Regions from separate parts of the Homo sapiens genome. Here region 1 is linked to region 2. A link is a contact called in ENCODE Hi-C or POLR2A ChIA-PET data. All regions are on one chromosome and are shown on one strand. Each heading gives the region's core, a stretch centred on a gene start or an enhancer-like site at or near the end of the contact. The rest is flanking DNA. Distances are from core to core; before and after follow the strand shown.

Region 1 (3,536 bases), core at 289-2,788, 4.0 Mb before region 2:
TAGGGATGTTGTAGTTGGGCACATAGTAGAGCTCACAAAATGTTGCTGAACATAGTGCACCATTGACACAACATAATTCCAGATTTCTAACTTTGATTTCTGAAAGGTAAACATTGCTACAATGTATTAACCACACAGAAGACTCAAACAAACCCAACCCCCTTCCAAACAAAGCAGGTTTGTTTGTTTTTTGTTAGGGCACCCACTTCTACAAACAAATTTCTGGCCCCAGGATAACACAAAGAGCCAGAGTAGGATTTCAAGCAGAACTGTGTTTTCAGTTGATGTGTCAGTCCCCTGAGAGTCATGTGGAAAAAAAAAAAAAGAAAAAATTCAAGGTCCAGGTTATTTCCACCACTCCTGGGAAACCAGGCCTGGAGAGCTCTCTAGGGAAAGAGGTATGTCTGCTCTGGGCTTTTGCAACCTTATTTTATAATTCACTTTCTTATCTACTGCTTCACAAAACCAAAGGGAAATAGGTACAAACTGTATCGACAAAAGATCAGAACTGAATTCTCAATGGCAAAGGCAAGTGTACATTATAAATAGCAAAACAGCTGGCTTGGACCATGTTGCCGGCCAGTCACCCAGTTGAGGGATTTGAATGACATCATAACCCTCGAGAGGGTATTGCTAGCCAGCTGGTGTTATTTAGAATACACAAAAATCAGAGAAAGAAAACACACTCTGGCACACAGACTCCCTCTGTCATACACACACACACACACACACACACACACACACACACACACAGGTTTGAGTTATATGGAAAATTCAAACAACAGGAAAATTGTTTGCCCCCCAGGTACCCTTCTCCCAGAGTGGTGGGGTGGGGAGGGGACAGTGACAGGCAGCCTAGTAGAAGAATAAAGAAAAATGTTCTATTTCAGTTGGGTTTTACAGCTCGGCATAGTCTTTGCCTCATCGCAGGAGAAAAAGTATGAGACAGTGCCCTAAAGGGACCAATCCAATGCTGCCTGCCCCTCCATAGGTTCTAGGAAATGAGATCACACCTCTCACTTGGCAACTGGGACAAGGGGTCACCCGAGTGCTGTCTTCCAATCTACTTTACCCCAGTCACTTCAGGGTTAAAATTGTAGAGTTTGCTGGAGAGGGTCTTATCGTCCTTTCTTTCTTTTTTTGTTTTAAATAATGCATTTGCTCTAGAATCTAAAATTGCTCTCCCATCCCCCATATTCCTTTAATACTGGTAAGGTGTATTAGCAGACGTTTGTGTCTTCATGCCCAGCAGAAAGTTAATCAGAAAACAGATCCTTATTTTCTATGGCAGCATAAGTATTTTAATGTCTGCGAACCCTGTCACTAACACACATTCTTTTAAGGGAAAAAAATGCTTCTGTGCTCTAGTTTTAAAATGCAAAGGTATGATGTTATTTGTCACCATGCCCAAAAAAGTCCTTACTCAATAACTTTGCCAGAAGAGGGAGAGAGAGAGAAGGCAAATGTTCCCCCAGCTGTTTCCTGTCTACAGTGTCTGTGTTTTGTAGATAAATGTGAGGATTTTCTCTAAATCCCTCTTCTGTTTGCTAAATCTCACTGTCACTGCTAAATTCAGAGCAGATAGAGCCTGCGCAATGGAATAAAGTCCTCAAAATTGAAATGTGACATTGCTCTCAACATCTCCCATCTCTCTGGATTTCTTTTTGCTTCATTATTCCTGCTAACCAATTCATTTTCAGACTTTGTACTTCAGAAGCAATGGGAAAAATCAGCAGTCTTCCAACCCAATTATTTAAGTGCTGCTTTTGTGATTTCTTGAAGGTAAATATTTCTTACTCTTTGAAGTCATTGGGGAATTCTATTTAAATTGTGTACTGTTTGCTTCTGCCTAGAACTGTTCTTCACTTTAAAATTTTCATTGTTTCGGAACCGAGAGTTATTTATAAATTGCTGAATATGCAATTCTGTGGAATCTGAAAAATAGCTCGGGGAGATGGATGCATTTGCACAGATATCTGTATGAGTAGAAACTATTGCAAGGTACTTATGCTAAATCCTCCACTTCTGCAGGGCTTCCGTGGTGTCATTACAGAAGATTCCTTTAAATCCTCTCTATGGCTAAGGGCTATAGAGCATGGATATGAACTTGGGGATTTTTTTTTTCTTTTGCAGGTGCAGATGTTTTATTTTTAAGACCATGTTCTTTTGCATGTGTGTATGTGTCTCTGTGTGTATGTGTCTCTGTGTGTGTAACTCATCAGGACTTTATTTACAAGGCATGCTATATATGAAGGGTTGTATTTTAGATGATATTAAAGCTTTTAAATATGATCTTTGGAGCTAAGGTCCCGGAACTCTGCACTTATGCCCAGAGAGAGTGTTAAAGTTAGAGTAAAGTGTAATTTGTTCTTCCAAAAAAGAACTCCTTGACAACTCTTGCTGACCTTGCATATTTGTATAATTTAAACAAATACATACTGTATATGGAAAGCAGAAACTTTCTAAGAGCTGCTTGCCCAACTTTTCTGTTTAGAAGAGGACTTTCATGGGCAAAGTTTGGACTTGGGGTTCTGTGTTATAAAACTCTGATTTTATATTCAGTGTCGTGAAGTCCCTTTAGGTAAATCTGGCTGCTGCTGTCAGTGCACCGACTTCTCGTTTCCGATTGCTGGCCGTAGTTCTAGTTTCCATTCTCAGCAAAATTATATCCTTCAAGACTTGTGTTTTTTTTTCAATTTGCAAGCGCTTTTAAGCTGCTGTCACTGGCTCCACCGATTCAATTGCCTGAGGGCTCAATTCATAAGACGTCTCTGCCACTTAGTGCAGCATTCAGTTGCTGCTTTCAAACACTTCACCACTACGACTTTCCCTAGTCAAGTAAGTGGCTCCAGGAGTTAAAGATACACCCTTGTCAGGCACCTGATTCTGCTGTTCCTGAGATGCCAACACATGCAGGCCACCTTGCTTTCAAAGAAATGACGTCACTGTGCATACATACTATGTGATCTAGCAGCTGGAGTTTTTGTCTCCTTACTTAGGGGATCATAAAAGAGGCTGTGGAGCGTTATCTCTGCATTAATTACAAGTTAAGAAAATTGTTTCCAAATGCACTTTTCATGCTGTGTATGCTGAACACTTCAGAAGTGGAGCTCTTAATAAGTTGTTACTTTTTTCTGTACTTGAAGCAGGAAGTGGTTTGAGGGAGCTGCGTGGTCTTTCACATGTAATTCAGTGGGTAAAGGTGTCCTGCCCAGAGGCAGAGCTCACCAGCTGATTGTACTCTGACTCTCAAGGTATTTCCAAGTGAGTGAGTCGGGGGAAGGGAGTAAGGGAGTGGACTGGAGCTTGGGTCACTATCTGGGCTGCTACAATAGGCATACAATGGAAATAGGTGGCTTGACTGGGGGGAAAAGATTGACTTAAATCCCAGCTGTGCAATTTGTTCATTGTTTCAATGGACAAAAGGCAGTTTACCCAGGCTCATAATAGCATACCTGCCTGGGTGTCCAAATGTAACTAGATGCTTTCACAAACCCCACCCACAAAGCAGCACATGTTTTTAAGACTTCAGTTTT
Region 2 (3,539 bases), core at 555-3,054:
CACGGCTAATTTTTGTATTTTTTTTCTTTAGTAGAAACGGGGTTTCACCATATGGGCCAGGCTGGTCTAGAACTCCTGACCTCAGGTGATCCACCCGCCTGGGCCTCCCAAAGTGCGGGGCTTACAGGCGTGAGCCACCGCGCCCGGCCTCAACCAACTCTACTTAAAGAGTTTAAATACTACCTTCTTTTTCAGAGCAGGGAAACATAACGGGTAAGCGGGTACGCTTTTATTTCAAAAGTAAATTTGTTTATTAAGAAATTAAAGAAGCTTTCCGCAAAACAAGATGTTTAAACAATAAGGTGTGATTGGTCTTTTATTTATTGTACAAATATTTGGCACTACTATGTGCCAGACACCGGACTGAAGACGTTTGGTAAAACTTTCAACTTCTCTGAAGCCGAGAATAAGATTTTCAATTAAATTTACATGTGTCTATTACATTTGTCTTTCATTTCTGCCTGAGTAGCCGGGAAAACACATTAGACAGGTTCCTTAAAAACTAAAGTAAAATTTGAAGGAAGGAATAATTTCGGTTTAAACTAGTGATCATTCCCAACAACTCCAAACACCACATTCACTGTCTCTTACAAGGCATTTTATGTTACACCAATTACTAGTTTTAGCTTCATCCTATTACGATTTGAAGCCTGGTAACTCGGCAGGCATAAGCAAACCCACAAAAAGCATATTAAAATCCACAGGTAAAAAAGCAAACTATTCTGAAACAAAACATGCTTTGCTGGAGCCGATTTGAGATTTAACCAGGATCAGACATTCCAAATTGCAATACTGATGCACCAGAATGTCATGAAATAAATTTTTCCTGAATCCTAAGTCTTTCGTTTCCTCAAGCAAAATTTACCAATATGTGGGGAAAACGCAATCCAAACTGCAATTTTCAAATATTTGTTTGCAGGGCCGGGCCCGGTGGCTCACGCCTGTTATCCCAGCACTTTGTGAGGCCGAGGCGGGAGGACCACCTGAGGTCAGGAGTTCGAGACCAGCCTGACCAACTTGGAGAAACCCCGTCTCTACTAAAAAATACACAAATCAGCCGGGCGTGGCGGCGCATGCCTGTAATCCCAGCTACTCGGGAGGCTGAGGCAGGAGAATCGCTTGAACCCGGGAGGTGGAGGTTGCGGTGAGCCGAGATCTCGCCATTGCACTCCAGCCTGGGCAACAAGTGCGACACTCCATCTAAAAAAATAAATAAATAAAAACTAAAAAATTATAATAGGCGCCTAAAAATATAGTTTAAAATGCTCCTTTTAATTCGGCATGAACCTGTTCCGCCAAAAGATGGCCTGTTGCTGGGAAAAATTAAAACAAACTAGAAAACATAAACGGTTCAAAAAGCCCTCCACACGCAAAAGTATAAAAAGGCGGGAATTTCCTCATTTCAAATTTTGGTTAGAAATTAGAGTGTCATCAGTTGCCCTCCAGGGAGCGCTCTGAGACTCTGCTGCGAGTCATTTCAGTTAATAAAGCGGGAAAACGCTCGAACTTAACCTATAGCATTTTGGGGCCACCCCTCCAGAGCTTTCGAAAGGGCACGGAAGTCCCCGTCTAAACGCCCGCTGCAGGCGGCTGGTGGTCCAGGGAAGCGGCGTCGACTGCGTGCAAAACAACCGCCGCCAACGCAACTCCACACCTCCCAGACCCACACGTCAAAGAACGCGAACCCCGCGGCCCCAACTTCTGGCCTCTCCGCTCCGGCGCCTGCAGCCCCGCGGGGAAGGGGCGACGCGAGGGGGCGCAGGGACAGCCCCGCACCTGGGAGGCCCGAGGGGGCGCCCGGGAGGGAGGGGCTGCAAACGGCGGCGAGCGCGCGCGGCAACCGCCAAACGCCCGCCTTTGTAGCCCCGGCCCCGCGTCCTTACCCTGCCGACGGCTGCTCGGCTCCGGCCCGCGGCGGCGGCCCCAGAGCCGAGGACCGGGGTGGGCTCGCGCTCTTCGTCACTGGAGAAGTCCGGGGGCCCCTTGCTGTTGGTGCCGGCGGGGAGCGGCGGCCGGTTGCGAGCCGTGAGGTGCTGCAGGTAGAGCTGGACGTACACGTCTTTGCGCTGCTCCCCGGCCGGCAGCGTCACATTGTTGGCGACCAACTCACTCTTCAACTTGTCTTTTGTCAGGACCGAGGGGTCTTCCAGGAACTCCGGCATCTCGGGGATCTGCGAAGCCCCCTCCCCACAGCCTTTGCCGCCGCCGCTCACGCCGGCGCGCTTGCTCCTGGCCGGGGACCGCGCTGCCGCCTCCGAGCCTCACGGCTCCTGCCCGGGAAGAGCGCTGCGGAGCGGAACAAAAACTCGCGGACACAAAGCCAAGCCAGACCCGGACACAAAAGACCCCAGAGCCGAACTACGAACCAACTGCGGCCAAGCTGGAAGCTCGCACCAACCCCAGCCCACACACTACAGGCAGGAGGCGAGCAGCCTGCTTCGCCCACGCCCCAAGAACGCGCGCCGCCATTGGCGGGCGACGGGAGGAAGCGCGGCGGTGATTGGCGAGACGGCTCGCGCGGGTTCCATTAGCCGCCGCGCTGAGCGAGAGGAGGTAGAAACGCAGTTTAAAAGGCGCTGGGGCGGGAGCCGAGGCTCCCGGCCCGCTTCTGTTTTCGTTTTCTCCACCCTTCCCCTTAGACGCCGATAAGGGACAGGTCGTACTGCTTTTGTGCGCCGTTTCCTCTCCCTCCCCCAGCTTGAGAAGCAGCTTTCGTCTCTGGGGTCGATCGCCTACGAACGCGCCGAATTCCACGCCAGTGTGAGGACCCTTGGCTGGGCCTTTCTTCCTCCCGGGACACTGAAGCTCCAAGAGTAGCCGCAGCCTTGCCTTCCCCAAACGCTAGCCCTGAAGGGGAAGAAAAGAAGCGAGGCTTGTCTGCAGGCACTCATATTCCTTGATTTGATTTACTTTGGGAGGGGGAGGGCGGGGAGTTACCCCTCTCCTCGCGAACGCTTCTTTTGTTCCAGAAACCCAGGGGAAGCCAGACCTCTACAATCGGGCACTTAAATTACCCTTGAATTTGTGACAAAAGTGTACTATACCATTCACTTCTTAGTGTCATAGTTGGGGCATGTCTAAATTGTTTAATTTGAACAGTGCGTTCAGACGCAAGACAAATTCGCGCTTGCATTTTTGTTGAAACCGTCTCTGGCTTTGGATCCCACCACCCGCAAGAATCCTAAACCTAACGTTTGATAACAAAACGAAGGAGAACCCTTGGGAACCCCCTCAATGGTCAATTTAAAATAACAGATGGTGCATAATCCTAAAGGAAGACTAGTGACCTATAATTAGGCCTAGAACCCTAATCAAACCCGTATTACCGATCCAAATTAAAACCTGGTAGAATCTAATACATTGACTGCAATTAAAATGTTTGCCTGGAAATTAGTATCACTGATGACAAATATTTGTATTTCTGATGAATATGTATGTTTAAAGATGCTTTCTTTCTAGAAAGGAAAGGAGACCTTGGATGTAGGGTGTGTTAATCATTTCCCCAGAATCTGAGCTCCAAACTATGTTTTAGAAACTGG

Evidence for each region. A loop is a pair of places that touch in the nucleus more often than their neighbours do. ChIA-PET counts read pairs that join two places held with the same protein, here RNA polymerase II (POLR2A). Pooled maps may share reads with other maps.
Region 1: a map of vagina shows a loop between it and region 2 (30-fold over the local background). The contact joins the promoter of IGF1 here to the promoter of TMPO-AS1 in region 2. A Hi-C loop is called at or near these places in 1 of 168 maps with a recorded cell type or tissue (vagina) and 2 of 50 pooled maps. POLR2A ChIA-PET finds 5 or more read pairs at or near these places in 1 of 52 experiments (AG04449).

Annotation. Positions count from the first base shown.
Region 1 is chr12:102,478,565-102,482,100 of GRCh38, reverse strand. IGF1 (insulin like growth factor 1) reads left to right here and starts at 1,538. Exons shown (of 4, transcript NM_000618.5): 1 at 1,538-1,782. The coding sequence starts at 1,720. It overlaps LINC02456 (long intergenic non-protein coding RNA 2456), which reads right to left. Exons shown (of 13, transcript XR_007063427.1): 11 at 1-3,536. RefSeq lists enhancers at 2,683-2,732, 2,823-3,082.
Region 2 is chr12:98,514,491-98,518,029 of GRCh38, reverse strand. TMPO-AS1 (TMPO antisense RNA 1) reads left to right here and starts at 1,804. Exons shown (of 2, transcript NR_027157.1): 1 at 1,804-2,039; 2 at 2,133-3,539. TMPO (thymopoietin) reads right to left here and starts at 2,440. Exons shown (of 9, transcript NM_001032283.3): 1 at 1,884-2,440. The coding sequence starts at 2,162. RefSeq lists a silencer at 1,681-1,950 and enhancers at 2,291-2,480, 2,741-2,820.